Regions from separate parts of the Homo sapiens genome. Here regions 1 and 2 are each linked to region 3. Evidence: chromatin contacts called from ENCODE Hi-C or POLR2A ChIA-PET data. All regions are on one chromosome and are shown on one strand. Each heading gives the region's core, a stretch centred on a gene start or an enhancer-like site at or near the end of the contact. The rest is flanking DNA. Distances are from core to core; before and after follow the strand shown. Region 1 overlaps TBC1D10A (TBC1 domain family member 10A). Region 2 holds the start of CASTOR1 (cytosolic arginine sensor for mTORC1 subunit 1). Region 3 overlaps LOC105372988 (a long non-coding RNA gene).

What was found. A loop is a pair of places that touch in the nucleus more often than their neighbours do. ChIA-PET counts read pairs that join two places held with the same protein, here RNA polymerase II (POLR2A). Pooled maps may share reads with other maps.
Region 1: a loop to region 3 is called in a pooled map, with 3 times the contacts of the local background. The contact joins two enhancer-like sites. A Hi-C loop is called at or near these places in 1 of 168 maps with a recorded cell type or tissue (posterior vena cava) and 2 of 50 pooled maps. POLR2A ChIA-PET finds 5 or more read pairs at or near these places in 4 of 52 experiments (A673, BJ, Caco-2 and 1 more).
Region 2: a loop to region 3 is called in a pooled map, with 2.6 times the contacts of the local background. The contact joins the promoter of CASTOR1 here to the enhancer-like site in region 3. A Hi-C loop is called at or near these places in 1 of 168 maps with a recorded cell type or tissue (CD14-positive monocyte) and 4 of 50 pooled maps. POLR2A ChIA-PET finds 5 or more read pairs at or near these places in 3 of 52 experiments (Caco-2, MCF 10A and WTC11).

The regions. Positions count from the first base shown.
Region 1 is chr22:30,303,974-30,306,930 of GRCh38, forward strand. TBC1D10A (TBC1 domain family member 10A) reads right to left here. Exons shown (of 9, transcript NM_031937.3): 2 at 558-657. Among named protein-coding and RNA genes, the nearest start is that of CASTOR1, 16 kb to the left of the region's middle. RefSeq lists an enhancer at 703-1,202. Within about 2 kb of position 1,683, at least 36 of the 41 ENCODE cell types and tissues checked have a DNase peak (open chromatin) inside an H3K27ac peak, as active enhancers do.
Region 2 is chr22:30,287,984-30,290,944 of GRCh38, forward strand. It overlaps CASTOR1 (cytosolic arginine sensor for mTORC1 subunit 1), which reads right to left and starts at 1,522. Exons shown (of 9, transcript NM_001037666.3): 1 at 1,402-1,522; 2 at 723-793. The coding sequence starts at 1,514. RefSeq lists silencers at 1,180-1,259, 1,460-1,899 and an enhancer at 2,780-2,839.
Region 3 is chr22:30,195,334-30,198,286 of GRCh38, forward strand. All of the region lies in intron 1 of LOC105372988 (a long non-coding RNA gene), which reads right to left. It also overlaps a transcript of HORMAD2 not described here. Among named protein-coding and RNA genes, the nearest start is that of LIF-AS1, 42 kb to the right of the region's middle. RefSeq lists an enhancer at 1,033-1,152. Within about 2 kb of position 1,343, at least 38 of the 41 ENCODE cell types and tissues checked have a DNase peak (open chromatin) inside an H3K27ac peak, as active enhancers do; they include CD14-positive monocyte, where a contact is called at or near this core.

The DNA.
Region 1 (2,957 bases), core at 433-2,932, 110 kb after region 3:
GAGGGAAGTCATCAAGTTAATCTAGAGGGTAAAGAAGGCCTCGTACTGTGGTGGCTAAGAGGGCAGGTGCTAAAGGTACACTGCTTGGGTTCAAATCTTGACCAGGTCATCTGTAAAGTGGGGATACTACTATTACTAACCTCACACTAGGGTGCTGTAAGGAATTATCCCAGGCAAGTGCCAAGCACAAAGCAAATGTTCCATACACGCTAGTTACTGGCAGTATTGTAAAGTCCTCCTTGATAGTTGGTAAGCAGCACTTAAGTCCTTCCCCTGGGAAGGCTAGAAGAAAGCTGTGTTATGGCTGTTGGCTAAGAGTGGCTTTGAGGTTTAGCTCCAGGACAATGTTCTGCATGAATCTGAAGTCATTGTGTTAGGGCCCAACCTTCCCCCTGCCTTCAAGCCAGCTTCTGTCCTGCACTGGCAGTTGGAGGACACCTAAGGCATCTGGCAGTTATAGAAGCCTCTGCTTTCCTAAGCTGATGAAGTTCCTCCCTCTTCCTCCTCCTCCCCAAGCTGCCAACTCCCAGCCCAATACCTGAGGCCAGGCCCCTCACCTTTTTGTGCTTCTTGGCCATCCATTTGTCCCAGTTGTTGAGCATGTCCAGCCACTTGGACTCCCTCTGCCTCAGCACCTCCAGGGGTACTTCCTCCAGCCTGTGGAGCAGAGGGCAGGGCCTGTGAGAGGTGCCAAGGGAAGCAAAGGCCCTGGCTTCATTCCCAGCCGCCAGCCTGGTCAGACCTCCATTCTTCCTGCCTACCATCCCTGCTGTTCCCTTCAGGACTGCTACCTCGGACCATCCTATTGCAGATGAGAGGGAACACGCCACCTCCCCATCCACCGCCTCAAGGCATAAGCTAGAGAGACAGCAGGTGGTTCAAGTGCCTACTTCCCTAATGTGGCCAGGACCCATGGTACCTCTCTGAGGCAGAGGCTGAGTGAGTGTCTGCATCTGTGCAGCAAAGCAAAGCATTCCTGTCCTGGGTCTGCCTTAGTCAATAAGCCTCTTCAGAGGGCCGGTGTACAAGGTGCAGAGTTGAACACAAAAACTAGTCAAACGAGTACAGAAATAATATGCTCACCTCTTTACTTGAGCCAAACTCATTACTCAGAGTTTCCCCAATTATGCCCTGGCCCTTTCCCTCTCAGCCTTTATTCATGCCAGTAACTTTGCTGGAATGCTTCCCAAATCGTCTCCACCCATCAAAATCCTACACACACTTCAAAGCCCCATCAAATACCACTTCTTCTATCTGTAGATCTACTGACTGGGCAGCTAGCACAACTGTGTTGCAGTGTTCTAGGGCGAGGGCCTCTGGATGGGTTATGGGGATGCCGTCCCATGATTAAAACAAAGTCTTGACCCTCATGGAGTTGATATTCTGGTGGGCACTGAATGTGGGGAAAACACCTCAGCACCAAGGTGCTTTTTTCTGCTTTCTTAACAGAATAAGGTATTAATGACAGACAAGGAAACAGGCTTAGAGAGGTAAGATACTCAGGAAAGGTATCTTGCTTAGCGTTCAATCAGTGGAAAAACCCAGACTCAAATACAAGTCAGGTCCCAGCCAAGAGCCAGCACACAGTGCTGCCTGACCTCTCAGAAAGGAGCACAGAGTCGGAGGCAGCTCAGAGGAGGTTCTCAGGAACAGGACACAGTGGGGCTGGGGCTTGGCCCAGGCCTGAGTCTCTGATCCTCTCTCTGCCGGAAGGAAATGTGCTACTGTGACTTTTACTGGTTGGAAGAGCAGAGGGAGGGGCCCTGGCAGAGCTGAGGCCTCTAAGACACAAAAGGGAAGGTCTTCTTCAGTGCATTTTATCTGGGGAAGTGCCCAGGCCTGAGAGTAGCCTTGGAACTGAACGTCTGAGGAAGGACTACAGCCCAGGCAAAGGAGGCCCCCTCAACGCACTGATACAAGGCACCCCACCTTGAACTGCTGCCCCTCTCACCACCTAAAGGCAGAACTAGGGCATGAGTTACTCCTTTCTTTGCCTTTCCTGATAAAAGCAAAGCAAGGACCACGCCTTTACAAAAGGTCAGGTAATTTACAAAGGGATATGTATCTCCGGGCAACCCCCAAACATCCCAGGAGCAGAAACTAAGGGCCCACACCTCCCAGGCCATGATACCTTCCACCACCTATAATGCACTGCTTATGCAACAAGTCAGAGGAACAGCCTTCTAGTTAACCAGTCAGAAGGGTGCCCAAACTGAGTCAACAGGAAGTTCTGGCAGTTATGGATGTAGATAATGGCTAATCCAATATCCCCACTGCACAGATGAAGAAACTGAGGCTTACAGAGGGCAAGGTTTTCACTTGAGATTACCAGTTTCCAAAGAACTCACAGGTGATTAAATATGTCTATCTGATACCTCAACCCTCAGTCTGGCTTTATTGATAAAATCTAACTGCAGGGACTCAAAGATGCCCATTCTCCCAACTGCAGATACACAGAGGAACATGTTAAATTCAGAGTTCTTTTAACTGATGCCAGATAACAGCTTTGGCAGTTTCAAACCCCCAATGTCAAACCTCAAACCGGAACTTCAGAAGAGTACAAAACAAACTACCATATTTCCTGGATTCTAAGACACCACTGATTTTAAGCTACACCATTGATTTGGCAAGATCTTCTCAGAAACAAACAAAAAACCCACTACTACTTTAACTGTGCATGTCAATTGAAAGATCTGTTTTGATTTTTTAAATCCTAAATTAGGAAAATTTTAAGGCAATATGGCCATCTGAATGGCTTTTCCTTTAACAGCAGAGGAGTTTAATCTACCTGGAGATGGTGAGAAGGAAGACACTGGAGGTCTGGCTGTACCCAGCACTCAGCGTACCACATGCTCTCTAACTGCAGGTAGATGTCTCTAGGCACAGGATATACTCCTGAAACATTGCAGGCTATCTATTTTTTTTGTTGTTAAATCAGAAGAGTCACATATCCTTCA
Region 2 (2,961 bases), core at 272-2,771, 93 kb after region 3:
CCCCTTTTGCAGACCCAGACTTCTGAAGTAAAAACAGGGAAACTAAGGCCTGCAGTGGAGCATGGGGACAGGCTAAGCTCCAGCTAGCTGGCCTGAGACTCCAAGCCTGTGAGGATGGGCAGGGCCAGCAGCAGGAGGAGGAGCTAGGCGTCAGCTCCAGGCCCCAGGGAGGGCCCAGGCTGGCGTCCAGTCCTGAGCTGGGGCCAGGGCCTGGGTGGCTGCTATTCACCCCAGCACAGCCAGGAGGCCTCCAGGACCCTCCCCTGAGATGGCTGCCTGCTCCTGCATTCCTTCCCTCAGACTCCTGGAGTTTCCAGACCAGCAGGGGAGGAGGTGACCCAAACCAGAGAGTAAGACCAGGAGGAAATAATACCCAGGGATTTCTAACAGCAGCACTTGACTGGAATCATAACAGAGGCCCTTCTGCAGGCCTAAGACTGCTGAGTGCCCCTCAGCGGTTTTAAGTTTATAAAGGCCTCATGGGACCCTATGTATCAGAACCATAACTATACCCATTTTACATAAGAGAAAACAGCTCAGAGAGGGAAAGTGATTTGCTCAAGGGCACACAGCCAGGGAGTGGTGGAGTAGGATTCGAACCCCGACCCATCTGCTTTTAAGGCTTAAGCTCTTGGGACGGATCCCAGCAACTGGTGAGAACCCTACAGAAGGGGAGCACGACAAGCCCCTCCCGTACTCCCGTTCCCCAGACCAACCCCCACCTTTAAAGCCCTCCTCGTCCACCATAAGCGTGTAATCCTCAGGGGTCTCCGTCAGGCTGAAGAACTTGCACCTGGTTGGGGGTGGGGAGCATCTTCAGCTTGGTGTGGAGAACTAGGGGTCGGGAGTGGATTTCTCTCCATCTGCCCCGAGACACCCCCGCGACCCTGGGCCGGGCGCCTTCTTGCCCTCTCGGCCTTTAATTTCCAGGCCAATGGGATGTTAGCCCCATCTCGGGGGTTGGGGGCTACTTTCCGGCCTCCCGACCTCTCCAGGAACCCTCCACCCCTCCACTCCTGGAGGGAGGAGAGGTTCACACCCGCGGCGACAGCCCCAGGGGCGTCGGACCTTGGACCCCCTAGTCCAGCCCCTCTGACATGAAGGGAGGCGTCCTGGAAGGAGCTCCCCGCAGTGACCAGGTAGGAATGCCCCCATTTGACACTACTGAGTTAAGCATTGCCCATCCCAGGCTGTTTGCGCTTTGCCCCTGGGAGGGGGCCTCACGGGGCCGGATAGGCGGCGGTCCCCCAGGCCGGATGGCGGCCGGACGGGGAGAGTCCTCCCCACCCGCTCCCGCCCGCCTGCCTGCCTGCCTTACGGCGATCCTAATCCTCCGACCCTGGCCCGGAGCGAGAGCAGAGCCCCCAGCCCCTATCTGCGCTCCCGAACCCGGGCGCGCACCGGCTGCGGCGGGGCAGGAAGAGCAGCTTGATGAGCGGGTGGGTGTAGAGCCAGAGACCGGGACGGGCGACGCTCAGCACCCGCACCCGGTGTTCTAGGATGTGCAGCTCCATCGCGGCTCGCGCGGACCCGACCCCGCCGCCAACTAGACCCAGGCCGCACGGGAGGCGGGGCGGCGGGGGTGGTGCCCGAGCCTTAAAGGAGCCGCTGCGCTGCCGCGTCCACGCCGCCCGCTGCGAGGCTGACCCGCCCAGCCAGGCGCGGCGTCCGGCTCCTTGACGGCCACGCCCCGCGGGAAGAGAAGCCTATTGGGTGGTCACGCCTCCTCCTAACGCCAGAACCTCATCCCGCTTTCCAGCCAGCCCACCGAGACCGCCCCGAACGGCTCCGCCTTTTTTAGTACTGGCTCGGGGATAGACCCCACCCCGTCTGACTCCTCCAGGCCCCGCCCCTGACGCGCCCCCTCCCTGGGCTCCGCCCTTTCCGCGGAAAGCCAGCTGCGCAGCCGGTGGGAGCATCCCGGAGGGGACGTTTCTGTCCTTCTGGCACACACGTGGGTTTCATGATTGAAGTCCTTGAGACAGAAGGGACACGAAACAAACTGGAGCTCGGCTAGGACCAGAACGCTGCCCCCAAATCCCCGGAGCAATGAGAGGCACAGGTCTGCTGTGCAGCGCTGTCCCCCGGGCGCCTTTCGCTCTCCTGCCTCTCATGGCTGCAGGGGGCAGGGCCGCCAACACAGGATTGCGATTGATACCTACCCTTCCCCGCTTGCGAGGGGGCTGACAAATTGAAACCTGGCCTGGTAGCCCCACTTGTTCCTTTCATCCAACTTTCAAAATAGAAGGCTCCTCACCAGGGGCACACAGAGGTAGAATCCTAGCCACCTCTGCCTGAGCGACATACTTTGGGTTAGGGGGCTGCAGGTGGCCAAGGCCTAAGGCTTGAGGTCCCTCGATACCAACAAAACCCGGAAGTGCTTGAGCCAGTAATGCCCAGTGCTCAGACTTTGGTGGGGGAGGCCCTTGCAGCTGAGGTTCAGTGAGTACTCAGACCTCAAGCCTGAAACTTGAGCCCCAAAGCCTGCAGCCCTTAGCTAGCCTGTGCACATCTAAACTTGCTTCAGGTTCAAGGAGGCCCCCGGCACTGGCAGACACCCCAGATCTTATCAGGCCTTCACAGGTCTAAGACCCCCCCAAGGCTAAGCAGGCATCAGCATGTCCATGTTGGCTCCATGCAGGGCTGAGAATGCTCCAGGGGACCCTTGCCTGGCCTGAGCACCCTGAGGCCTCAGATGTGAGGCTTTGAACCAAGTAGACTAAAGCAGGCCTCAGGCCTGATTGGGACCCAGCAGGCCTAAGCAGGCCCTCTGCCTGCTCTGGAGCCCCCACCATAGGCAGATGGAAGCCAAGCTAAGCCTCCTCCCTGGACTCTCGGGCTTGACACATTCCTGTGAAACACTATGTAGCCACCACATCCTGGCCTATCCCCTGGAGGACTAGGGGAAGGAGGAGCTTCTCAAAGGCTGAGCCCATCTCATCAATGGCAGGTGCAGACAGA
Region 3 (2,953 bases), core at 93-2,592:
AGGAGCTCAAAGTACTTGACATCCCAGTCTCATTCAGGCTTGTCTCATATCTGAACCGCTATGTCAGGGGCAAGACTGTCAAACCTCCTCTCTCAGATAAGAAGGATTCACAAAGAGGGGAAGTGAGTTGTTCAAGGTCACAGTGAGTCAATGGCAGGGCAGGCTCTTTGACTGAGGTCTCCCAACCCTCAGGCCTGCACACTGCCTTGTGCCCATGCAAAGGATACCTCAACTAGGAATGTCCCCCACATACCAGAAAAACCAACCTGAATGAACATCCTTTCTGAAGATAGAAATTACCTGAGATATTTAAGGTTCAACCAATCTCATTTTGTAGATGAGGAAACTGAGGCTTAGTGAACTCAGGCCTGGGATTCCTTGTACTACATCTTACCATCCTATCTACCCATAAAATGGTAGGCCCAGAAACAACCTACATGATTACCTGGAACCAACTAGGCTATCATCATCAGCTCCACTGTCTGGAAATATAAAGGCTCACATTGGCTTTGGCCACCAAAGAGAGGAAACATTCTGCAATCCTTAAAAACTCATGGCCGAAGGGGGTGGGGAGAACTGTTTGAGCCTTGTACTTACAAAGTCAAAAGGGAAAACATGTGTTTCACATTTGTCTTGGGATGGGAAAGAAAAACTTTTCCTTTCACTTAATCTTGGTTTAAACAAACAGAGAGACTGCCCTTTCTGTAAACTCACCGAATGTCAAATATTGTTCACTCGCATGGCATTGGCTTACTAAGCCACTACAGAGCCACTTCCCTCACGTAATCCCCTCAATCCAAAGGCACTTCAACTTGAAGAGGATCAACTGAAATAATACACATTTCCTCTGATGATTGGACAAGAGGCAGCCGATGGAATCAGGTTTCCAAACCTATAACCCCTGGTTTCAGCCGGAGACTTGAGGCAATACAGCTTCAGTCATGACTCAGGATTTTGCGAGTGAAAGCAAGCACGTCAAGTGATGTAAGAAAATTCCCCCATTCCTCCAACCCACTGGCTTCCTCCTCCCTGGAGAATTCAGTCAGACAGCATTGTGTTGGGGGTGGGGGAGAAACAGAGGTATCCTGTCACTGGGTGCTGAGCTGCCGGCACGCCTCCTATCACCATTGCCATGGCCAGCGTCATCACCATCGCGGTGGCCAGCGTCAGCGTTTGACAAAGGAAGTACTCAGTTACAATTACCTTCCTGTTGGCCAGCAGCTCAGATAATTGCTTTGCAATGTGTGTGAGAACCTCATAAATTAAACCAAGAAACAGAGGGGCCAGGTCTGGGCTGAAGGGAAGTGTCAAGTGGAGGAGGCAGTGATGCAAGGCTACCTTTGAAGTCACTTTGTTTGTGAAAAGTCTGCTGTGCTCTCTTAAGGAAACTCCACTGGAATGAGGTTTCTGTGCATGTGGGGTTTAGGGCTATTGTTTTTGGCTCTGACTTTCACCTCAAGCCCTAGCTAGGACATGTATAAATCCCATAACAACAGCCTGACATGAAATTGCTCACCCTCTCATTGCATCAGGGGACTTTTACTCAGGCGGATTTTGAATGCCTCATTGTTTAATAGGACAGGAAGTTTACTCTCAATGTAAATGAGGAATCCTTTTTCTCCCCGCCTTACCTCCTTGGAAGATTCTTACAGAGGCCTGACTTGTTGGCCCTAGTCTAGCTTCTGGTCTAGCTCCTTCCATAAAAGCAGCTGCAGCCCAGCAGCAGCCTCCCAGTTTCTTTATTAGGGTAAGGCTTTTCTTAGGACCAAAGTTTTTGGGCAGGCTTTTCCCTAGAGGGAGTGCTGGGTGATGGGTTAAGTAAGGGCCACCCAGGGACAGGGTGGGGTTGGATGTGAAAAGGGTTGGATTTTCTCTTTTCAGTTTCTTCATTCTGAACTGGACCTAGGTTTTTTTTTTAATCACAGAGAGGGAAGCCCCATCTCTAAATCTTATGATGCTTTTCTTCCTTGGGATATATCACAAGGAAAAAGTGGGTGACTAGCCCACATTTGTGGCATAAGGATAGGACTCTGAAGTCCAAATGTATCAGATTAACCAGCATGAGCAAGAGGATGCCTAATTCAGAACCATGACCCTACCCTCTGTTAGAGCAAATCTCTGAGGATAGAAACTTCTAGAAAAATCCTTGTGGGCTCCCCCACATCTCACACCACACTCTGTAGGCAAACCCTTTAAAAAAGGCACAAGTATAACCCTCTCAATCTTCTTCTGATGCCCTCAGCAACAAGATTGGCTGAGAGATCTTCAAAGGGAGAATAATCTCAGATACAATTACTTTAGTCAAAGGAAACCAGTTATGGACAACAACTAGGGAAATGACAGAGACACCAACTCAGTAAGATGAGGAAGCCCTAGTTTATTTGGTTTGTATATCCAGAATCTTTTTTCCTACACATCTGAAAAGATACCAATAATGAGTTAAAAAAAAAAAATCAAGTCAACCACTGCACATGTAGACCTAGAGATTAGTCTAAGGTTGAATTCCCATCACCATTGCCTTCCACACACAGCTTCATCAACAATGATGAAGAGTCAAGGATGGGCTGGGCAGGTGGCTCAGGTCTGTAATCCCATAACTTTGGGAGGCCAAGGTGGGTGGATCACTTGAGGTCAGGAGTTCAAGACCAGCCTAGGCAACATGGTAAAATCTGTCTCTACTAAAAATATATTAAAAAAAAAATTTAGCTGGGCATGTGGTGCACACTGGTAATCCCAGCTACTCCAGAAGCTGAGGCAGGAGAATCACTTGAACCCGGGAGGCGAAGGTTGCAGTGAGCCGAGATCGAGCCACTGCACCCCAGCCCGGGCAACACTTGCTCTGTCTCAAAAAAATAGGAAGAGTCAAGGATGATCCCTGACAGTAAATATGCTAAAGATTTATTTGTTTAAAATTGCAACATTAACCAGAGTTTTACACACTTGTATATGTGTA